2 separate regions of the Homo sapiens genome follow, and region 2 is linked to region 1. Evidence: chromatin contacts called from ENCODE Hi-C data. All regions are on one chromosome and are shown on one strand. The core of a region is the stretch at or near the end of the contact, and the rest is flanking DNA. Distances in the headings are between cores, read along the strand shown. Region 1 holds the start of LINC01077 (long intergenic non-protein coding RNA 1077). Region 2 holds the start of MED4-AS1 (MED4 antisense RNA 1).

Region 1 (5,158 bases), core at 1-2,500:
ACAAGGAAGTAAAACCAAAGGCAGGCAGCCCGGTGCCAGGCCCGAAACCAGGCCTAGGCCTGCCTGGCCTAAACCCACTAGTTAAAAATCAACTCATAACTTAGAATCCGATGTTATTCACAGATTCCAGACATTGTATAGAAGAACATTGTGAAACTCCCTGCCCTGTTCTGTTTCTCTCTGACCACCAGTGCATGCAGCCCCTGTCACGTACAGCCTGCTTGCTCAAATCAATCATGACCCTTTCATGTGAAATCTTCAGTGTTGTGAGCCCTTAAAAGGGACAGAAATTGTGCATTCGGGGAGCTCGGATTTTAAGGCAGTAGCTTGCTGATGCTCCCAGCTGAATAAAGCCCTTCCTTCTACAACTCGCTGTCTGAGAGGTTTTGTCTGCGGCTCGTCCTGCTACAAAGCTATAGCCTGACCACGTTGGGCACATGTTTTCAAAACCTTTGAGACTGTGCCTCAGGCTATGGTTGCTCATTTTTTGGCTCAGAGTAAACCTCTTTAAATATTTTATGGAGTTTGGCCTTTTCATTGACACTCCCAAACAAAGTTTTCCAAGGGACTTTCCTTCGGGTGTGTCTTAGGCAGTTTGAGGGCCACCAGCCCTGAGGAGCTGCCCAAGGAGACATGGTGACCTCTCAGCCAGGTGGCCAGGACAAAGCCATCAGACTCACAGACATGTCACCTAAACAGGTGTGCACACACACTCATAGGTAAAGGCAAACATAGAAACAACATTTACCAACATGAGGCAACAGAGAGGCCAAAACAGGTGTCACGGGCCAGGCACTGAGGGGACATGACTCTCAGGCTGGAGGGAAAGGGCATTTGTCCCTAAGCAAAATTCAGCTGCCCAAAGCAACATCCCACTGAGGAATGAATGGTACTCTGAATTCCAGGGTCAAGTCAAGCTGCCACTAAAGTCTGATTTTGCTTCTTCTTTCTTTACTCATTCCTCAGCAGCCCCTCATCCCCCACAGACTAAGAATCACCACACACACTGGCCACCTCGCCAGCTGAGGGCAAGAGGTGAGACAGAGAACCTCTACAGTGGCAATATGGTTTGGCTGTGTCCCCACTGAAATCACATCTTGATTTGTAATCCCCATAATCCCCACGTGTCAAGGGAGGGCCCAGTGGGAGGTGATTGGATCATGGGGGCAGTTTTTCCCATGCTGTTCTCATGATAGTGAGTTCTCACGAGATCTGATGGTTTTACAAGGGGCTCTTCCCCTTTTGCTTCCTTCACACATGCTCACTCTCTCCTGCTGCCATGTGGGAAGGTCCAAGCTTGCTTACCCTTTGCCTTCTGCCATGATTGTAAGTTTCCTGAGGACTCCCTAGCCATGCAGAACTGTGAGTCAATTAAACCTCTTTCCTTTATAAATTACCCAGTCTTGAGTAGTATATTTATAGCGTCTAAGAACAGACTAATACAAGTAGGGTGGGGTGTGGGCGTGTCTTAGCTCAGGCTGCTGTGATAAAAATACCATAGCCTGGGTGGGTTAAACAACAAATATTTCTTTCTCACTTCTGGAGCTGGAAGTCCAAGATCAGGGTACCAGCATGGCCAGGTTCTTGGTGAGGGCATTCTTTCTGCTTTCTTGTGTCTTCACCTGGCAGAGAGAGGAAGCAAGCTCTCTCCTGTCTCTTCTTATAAGGGGACAAATCCCATCATTAGCTCTCCACCCTCAAGAACTAATTAACTCCTGGGTTTCAATATATAAATTTGCAGGGCGGGGATTGGGACACAAACACGGAGTTCATAACAGGACACTCTCCAGATTTGGACCCAGAACACTGCAGGAAGCAGAAACCAACTGCAGAGAAATAATATGCACCATCCCTAGTCTAAAGTATAACTTACCCACAATGGTCACCCCAGGAAGATTAAATGATATGCTAGTGGGAAAAAGTGCAGAAAAAAATATCTGCACAGGGTTGACAAGAATGGCATGCTGGGTTCCAGACAGAAGTATAGTTATAATTAATCATTAATCAGGCCGCACTTTGGCCCAATTCCTTTTTGCTAAAAGTCACTAGATCCTTACTATTTGCATCCCCATTGTTCATAGAGATAGGATTTCTGATGTTAGGTCAAAAGACTATTTAAAAATGGATTTGCATCCACATTGTTACTATAAATAGGATCCCTGACATTAGAATCATTAGACTTTTATTTAAGGATTGCTTAAGATGTTTTTCAGCCCCTAAATTCCAGCAACCAGTTTGAAAGCCCCCACAGAGAAACAGGATGAGCATGAGAGCACAACTGCTTTCATCTCCCTGTCCTGTGACTACACCCTGCACTCTTCAACCAATCAACACTCTCCACCCTTTGACCCCCTCCAAAACCCTTAAAAACTCTAACCCCAAATTCCTCAGGGACATACTTTTTTTTGTTTTGTTTTGAGATGGAGTCTCCCACTGTCGCCAGGCTGGAGTGCAGTGGTGCAATCTCGGCTCACTGCAACCTCCGACTCCTTGGTTCAAGCAATTCTCCTGCCTCAGCCTCCTGAGTAGCTGAGATTACCGGCATGCACCACCATGCCTAGCTAATTTTTGTATTTTTAGTAGGTGGGGTTTCACCATGTTGGCCAGGATGGTCTTGATCTCCTGACCTCATGATCTGCCCACCTAGGCCTCCCAAAGTGCTGGGATTACAGGTGTGAGCCACTGCACCTGGCCAGGAGATGAATTTGAGTTTCCCTCCCATCTCCTCTTTCGGTGACCCTATGATTAAACCTCTTTCTCAGCTGCAACCCAGTGTCTCAGTGTAATGACTTGCTGTGTGCATCGGTCAATGAGCCTATTAAAGTTAAATGACTACAAAGCTCATTGGGGAAGTGCCCCTCCATACTTACCCATCTGCCCACTGGAGCTGACAAGAATAGAGGCTTGGGTGCCAGCAGACCAGATGGGGTGAAGTGGGGGTTACGCAGAGAGAACTGGAAAGGAGGGGCCTTTCCAAATAGAGGGATGGAAGGAAAGCATCACAAGTGGCCTAGTGACACAAAGAAGCCAGGCTGCCTGGCTGGGTGTGTTCTACAGAAGGTGGCTGGTGTCACAGAAGAGGCACCAGCAAAAAGTCAGATTCTATGCCCCTGCCTCTCCTGACTGACACTACCCCTCAGCAAGTAAGAGAGGCTAAGGGACAGACTGGGGAGATGTGGCTTGGGCCTGATGATGGGCACTTCAAATGTCGGAGTGGGTAGTTCAGACTTGATCCTGCCAGGGGCATCCTCTCTCTTGTGTCTAAGCAATGTAACCACCCAATGGGCTCATCTTGCCCACTGCCCAGATACAGCTGATTTATCAAGACAGGGGAATTGCAATAGAGAAAGAGGAGTTAGCTAAATGGAAGACCAGAGTTTTATTACTACTCAAACCAGCCTCCCTGAAAATCCAGAGGCTACAGTTTTTTAACAATAGTTTGGTGGGCAGGGGGCTAGGGAAGGGGTGCTGCTGATTTGTTGGGGATGCAATCATAGGGTCATAGAAAATAGTCCTCATGCGCTGAGTCAGCATCTGGGTAAGGGACATGGGTCCAGGTGGAGTCATCTGGTTGTCAGAAATGAAAATCTGAAAAGACATCTCGAAAGGCCAATTTTAGGTTCTACAATAGTGATGTTACTTACAGGAGTAATGGAGGAAATTACAAATCTTGTAACTTCCAGAACAATGACTGGTAATCATTTAACTATGCCTGCATCTTAGCAGAATTCAGGCCCCTCTAATAATCCTAACCTTCCTAACCTTGTGACCTTTCATTAGTTTTACAAAAGTAGTTTAGTTTTGGGAAGGCCTATTATAATCCTTGCCTTAAGGTTAAACCAGAAACTAAATTTATCCAAAAGTTAGCTTGGCCCGTGCTCCAGAATGACCAAGGTTAATTTGAAGGTTAAAGGCAAGATGGAATTGGTTAGAGAAGGTCTCTTTGACTGTCATAATTTTCTCACTGCTATAATTTTTGCAAAGGTGGTTTCAGCAATCTGGGGTAATTTGTGTAACAGATATCCTGTTCTTTTTCTTAGTTTTATTTTATTTTATTTTATTTTTGAGATGGAGTTTTGCTCTTGTTGCCTAGGCTGGAGTGCAATGGCATGATCTCAGTTCACTGCAACCTCCACCTCCCGGGTTCAAGCAATTCTCCTGCCTCAGCCTCCCGTGTAGCTGGGATTACAGGCATCCACCACTGCGCCAGGCTAATTTTTTGTATTTTTAGTAGAGACAGGGTCTCACCATGTTGGCCAGGCTAGTCTTGAACTCCTGACCTCAGGAGATCCACCTGCCTTGGCCTCCTGAAGTGCTGGGATTACAGGTGTAATCCCACCACACCCAGCCTTTTTTCTCTTTTTTTTAAGAAAAAGTCTTGTTTTGTCACTCAGGGCAAGTGAGTGGCACAATTATGGCTCACTGCAGTCTCAGCCTTCCGGGCTCAAGCAATCCTCCCACCTTAGCCTCCCAAGTAGCTGGGACTACAGGCACATACCACCATGCCTGGCTAATTTTTCACTTTTTAGTTTTTTAGGGATGGGGGTCTCACTATGTTGTCCAGGCTGGTCTTGAACGTTTGGACTCAAGAGATCCTCCCACGTCAGCCTCTCAAAGTGCTGGGATTACTGGTGTGAGCCACTGTGCCTGGCCTCAGATTAGCCTGTTCTTAAGCGTTTCTAAAATGTTCATCCTGCCTAGCCTGCTTCCAGGACTTCTGGGTATCTCTGCTTCTTCCATCCTTTATGTTAGTGCTCAAAATACCTACCAATTTTCACTTCCTAGTTGGTTTCCTGTGATTGTTTCTAAACCTTGTGGCCAAGTTGTTAGCACCTCATTTCATCTAAAAAGTCAAAACATGCTTACCTTCCTCACCCCAAATATGCTAACCTCTGATGGTACAAATGATCTCCTGTGATTAGACCTTCCTGTCGTGTCTCCCCTGCAGCTAATCAGGAAAGCATCCACCTTTGACAATCACTCATCCTGGCAGCTCTGTTTCCTCTTTATCATTCATTCCCTGTTGCTTCCCTGAGCATAGCATCAGCTCCTGTTAGACCAGATAACCTGGAGCCCATCAGCAGGCTCCAACACAGACTGCTGTAGACAGAGGCTGGACGTTAGCCCAACTCCGAGGAGGGGCCACAGCCTTTCTGTG
Region 2 (5,158 bases), core at 716-3,215, 510 kb after region 1:
AAGTTTTTCATAGGTTTGTGCTATTTTTATATATATTTGTTTTATATTATTCCTCATCTTTTATAGTTTGTAGGTGACTTTTGTTTTGATGTGGTAGAACATTTGGGAAGTAGAAAAAGGCATTTAAAAAAGGAAAAAAATATACCCTTTCTGAGGCAGTCACTTTAAATATTTTAGCCTGTTTCCTTTTTTCCCCTATACATTTTTTGCTTAATGTTACATCATAAGGCTGTCCCTGTGTCATTAATAATGCTTTGTATGCATCATTTTTGTTAGCTACCTAAAGTACAACCAGGGGAACTCAACTGTGATATCCTTGGATATCACCTCATATTTCTCATGTTTTAAAAGTACAGGAAAAACAGATATGGGGAGTCACTGCCACATTTTGGACCAAGGAAGGGACAGACCTAAAAACAGTCTTCCCCAGCTCCATCCCAAGGCCGATACTCTCATATCATGGTGCTGTCATTGGAGAGGGTGCAGTGTAATGTGGCCCACTCCATGGCAGAGAAGTTAGATGAGGCATCAGAGGCCAGAGCTGGCAAGCAGGAAATTACCCACTGGGGTTCCAGGGAGACTTGCTGGGAAGCTGCCCTTTGGGATTCTGGTGAAACCTGCTAGGAAACCACCTTTAGAGGCGCCACCGAAAGTTGCTGTGGTGAACACCACTTAATGTCCTGCACACCAACCAGGCATCACAGCAGTAAAGGAGACAAAACCACCTGATCCAGGAAGTGAAACTTGTTTGCTAGTGGAGTCCCACCTGTGCCCTCTACTGACAAAACTTAATTGTGGCAGCTGGCAAAGGAGAAATGGTTTCAGGGGCCAGAGAGAAGGGTAGATTTGAGGCTAACTGGCATACCTTTCTAGTTAATACCATAACTCTTTCTTTTGACCCTTTAAAAATCTGCCTTCTTTATTTGAGTCTTGAACTATACCTGTTTATGTGCTCTGTCCCTTTGCTTCAGAAATACAGACTTTAAATGTAACTTGGGCCCTTTTTTAAGGTATTTCATATGCATACATTGCTAATCAACCTCTCTTTGATGAGAGTCACTTACAATAGCAGTTCCTCTATCAAGAAATCATTCAAATCTATTATAATACTAAAGTACCTATTACTTGTTTATAATATGTAGAATAATCTACATAACCTAGTATACATAAGTATGTATTATATATGCATATAATAGATACATAGATACAGGAAAAATTTGTAATTACAAATGTCTTACAAAAGAAAAATTATGTCAACTGACTAAATAGTTTCTTACAGAGTAGTATGATTTTTTTAAAAAAGTCCCCAGTTGCTAAAATATCAACTTTTCCTTGATAAATTTGATTTTTATTAATTTGGCTAAATGTGTATTTTTTTCCTAGTCTTAAAAAAATTGGCACAATAGCTTATGCCTGTAATCCCAACACTTTGGGAGGCTGAGGTAGCAGGATAGCTTGAGCCCAGGAGTTGGAGACCAGCCTGGTTAACATAGTGAGACCTCATCTCTACAAAAACTTTAAAAAGTACTCAAGCATGGTGGCACATACCTGTAACCCAGTTACTCAGGAGGCTGAGGCAGGAGGATTGCTTGAGCCTAGGTCAGGGCTTCAGTGATGTATTCGTGCCACTGCACTCAAGCCTGGGTGACAGAATGAGACCCTGTGTCAAAAAAAGAAGAGAAAAAAGTAAAATTAAAAAAAATACTTCAAATTGTTGCATAAAGGGAAAAGTAAGAACTAGATTAATTACAGATAGAGCTGTTCTTATCTATGCTTCTTTTTTTCTCCAGATGTCCTTGCTCCACAGTATCCATGGCAGTCAAATGACATGTCGATGAATATGTTACCACCAAATCATAGTAGTGACTTTTTGTTGGAACCTCCTGGGCATAATAAAGAAAATGAAGATGATGTAGAGATTATGTCAACGGACTCCTCAAGCAGTAGTAGTGAGTCTGATTGAAAAACCTTAAAAGACAATATACAGAATTGAATACTGTAGAATTCTGTTTCTTTAACAGTAGCAGGGAAATGTAAACTACAGGTGACAAAAAATACCCAGGTAAACACTGGCTTTGGTAGAATTGTGCAGTCATTAAAAGTCAAAATTTTTTGACTTTCTTTTTAAAGCCAAAGACCATAGTTTTAGTTTTAAGCCACTAGGTAGATATTTAGGGGAATAGTCAAAATTTACTGTTGAAAAAGCAGTTGCTATGTGCTTTCTTACCCTGTTCTGTTCCAGTTTTGCTGGATTTGTACATAGCCATTCTAGAAATAGAGTTGAGGGAAATTATCCATATACATATCACTAATAGGCTTCTTGGAATTATTTAGAAAAGCATTTTTAAACTGGCAGTGGATGACTGAATAGGCATCATATTTCTTTTTGTGTGTCATTTAAAAGTAACAAAAACTGCCATTTGACAGTAAAGGCTCTTGGCTTCTGTTGGAGGCATGGGAAATTGTCTCAATTTGTACAGTTTGTAATTGTAATTTTTGTAAATAAATTTGTTTGTACATTGTATGCTTTTTTTTTAGTTTAAATATACTGTCAGTGTAGGTAGGAAATTATTTCTGTAAATCCAGTTGCATTTTATAATACTTGAGTGACTAACTGAATTGAAACCTATTACAATTAATAGGGTTCTCAAAGGCCTATTCCTATTAGAAGAAATAATTTTTTTTAATAATTGAAAAAATTTACCACAGCCTTGTCTGATTTTAAGAATAGATTGTGTGAAGATTTAGAATGGAAAGCAACCATTTCTTCCCTTCACCTTCCTCTTCTTACAGTTCCCCAGGAGTCATTTTTAACCACTTTTAATTTCTGTTGGTAACCTCTGTGTTTAGGTAATATGCTTATACAACTATTTCTTGATGTATCAGTTTTAGACAATGTATCTTCTGATTTCAAAGGTAATACAACATTTAATGTGAAACATTTAGTGAATACAGTAAAGGAGAAAATAAAATTGTTAGCATTCTACCCAGAGATAATATCAATTCATATTGTAGTGTAGATTTTTTTAAAGTTCACATACACTTTTTTGTAAAATGAGAATAATGTTTATTTCCTGAGATACTGCTGTATTTTTTAATTGCTAATCTGTATTCTTCAAATGAACTGAGAATTCCATTTTTCCATCATTTTTTCCTTTTGATTATTTTCGATCTCTAGAAAAATTGGAAAATAGGAGATTAATCTTATATTTTCACCATCTAGAATTAAGGACATACAATGTTTGAATGTCTTTCCCTCCAGGGTTATTTTTAGGAATGGACTAACACAATATCTAATTTTAACCTTGCCTTGTCCGTATACTAGGAATATTGATCCATGTGTATACATTCTTGAAAGATTTACTTTAATGGCTAAAATTTTATTGTGGTATGTGCCATAATGTAACTGCCTGTTTTTATCACCAAATCTTTAGGGTAGATTCAAAAGGATTGTGTTTTTCAAATTCTTTAATACTGTATTAGTTTTCAGTTGCTGCCGTAACAAATTACCACAAACTTGGCTCAAAACAACACAAATTTATCTTAGTTTTGTACATCACAAATGTGAAGTGGGTCTCACCTAAAATCAAGGTGTGAGCAGGGCTGCATTCCTTCCTGGAGGCCATAGGGGAGAATCTGTCCCCTGTGTCTTCCAGGTTTTAGAGGCCGCCCTTGGTCCTGCTCCAGGCCCCTGGTTGGTGAGTGTTTCTCATTCTGCATTACTGTGATGCTCTTCTGCCTACCTGTCCCATATTTAAAGGATCCTGTGATCATTCTGAGCCCACTGGATAACCCAGAATAATCTTCTTATTTAAAGTGAGATGATTAGCAACCTTTATTCTGTTTGCAACCTTAATTCTTCCTTGCCATGTAACAAAACAACATTCATAGGTTCTGTAGATTGGGATTTAGACATCTTTGGGGAAAGGGGGTCATTATCCAGCCTATCAGAAATAATCCAAACTTTTCCCCTGAAAATTACACAAATATACATTCTATCAGTACTAAGTCAATATCATAAGTCTATATATTTCTGAATTTTTTTTTTTTTGGAGACGGAGTCTTGCTCTGTCACCCAGCCTGGAGTGCAGTGGCTCTATCTCGGCTCACTGCAAGCTCCACCTCCTGGGTTCACGCCATTCTCCTGCCTTAGCCTCCTGAGTAGCTGGGACTACAGGTGCCCACCACCACGCCTGGCTAATTTTTTTGTATTTTTAGTAGAGACGGGGTTTCACCATGTTAGCCAGGATGGTCTTGATCTCCTGACCTCGTGATCCACCCTCCTCAGCCTCCCAAAGTGTTGGGATTACAGGTGTGAGCCACTGCGCCCAGCCTGAAAAATTTTTTTAAAGGTTTTTGTGTGTGTCCCAGTAGATGCCCTTAAAATAACTGCCTCTGGAAATGATGTCTATAAAAGGTCATAAACTCAAATTTATCTTCAGAGACGAGGCCACTCACACAAATGTAAGGAGTTGGCTAGATATTACTTAACAGGGAGTGGTAGAAATTTTGGCCAAAACTAGAGTGTATGCCCAGGCTTTTAAAATTAGATTATATAAACTGTGGGACAAATCTAGCCCAAAAGTGCCTGTTTTGTTTGTTTGTTTCTTTGTTTTTCCAGAGATGAGGTCTTACTTTGTTGCTCAGGCTGTTCATGAACTCATGGCCTCAGGCAATCCTCTTGCCTTAGCCTCTCAGAGTTCTGGGATTACAGGCCACCATGCTGGGCTCAGAAGTACCAGTTTTTGATCTTGGTATAACTTTGTGCAGTTGTCGCTTTGGGAAGCTAGAGTGAGATCTGCCTAAGAATTATGTATTCTGAGGTTGTGAGTGGACAAATCCATCCCTCAGCTGCATCAGCAGTTATTTTTAAGTGGTAAAGGGAAACACCTTGGGGATAAAAACAAAGGGTAGAGGAAGAAAAACATTTGCAAAGCCACACTTCTGTAGGCAGATTTCTAAATTTGTTCATAGGAAGTTACTATCTTGTATTTGTTTCTCCAATGTCCCCTCTAAGGAAATCTGTAGGCTGTTTATTCTTTCCTACTGATAAGTATAACTTTTAACTCTGGGGATGTCGGTCAGCTTTTTTGAAATGATCTTGGTGCTAGAAAGACTTGTAACTGTTTAAGGGTCTCTCTTCCACTAATCTTATCCT

What was found. A loop is a pair of places that touch in the nucleus more often than their neighbours do. Pooled maps may share reads with other maps.
Region 2: a loop to region 1 is called in a map with no recorded cell type, with 3 times the contacts of the local background. The contact joins the promoter of MED4-AS1 here to the promoter of LINC01077 in region 1. A Hi-C loop is called at or near these places in 1 of 168 maps with a recorded cell type or tissue (B cell), 4 of 37 single-sample maps with no recorded cell type and 6 of 50 pooled maps.

Annotation. Positions count from the first base shown.
Region 1 is chr13:48,586,690-48,591,847 of GRCh38, reverse strand. It overlaps LINC01077 (long intergenic non-protein coding RNA 1077), which reads left to right and starts at 1,250. Exons shown (of 2, transcript NR_170270.1): 1 at 1,250-1,326. The region is part of intron 2 of LOC105370202 (a long non-coding RNA gene); the gene reads right to left. RefSeq lists a silencer at 4,921-5,158.
Region 2 is chr13:48,073,944-48,079,101 of GRCh38, reverse strand. It overlaps MED4-AS1 (MED4 antisense RNA 1), which reads right to left and starts at 1,965. Exons shown (of 3, transcript NR_046511.1): 1 at 1,751-1,965; 2 at 1,549-1,660. It overlaps MED4 (mediator complex subunit 4), which reads left to right. Exons shown (of 7, transcript NM_014166.4): 7 at 1,791-3,378. The coding sequence ends at 1,963.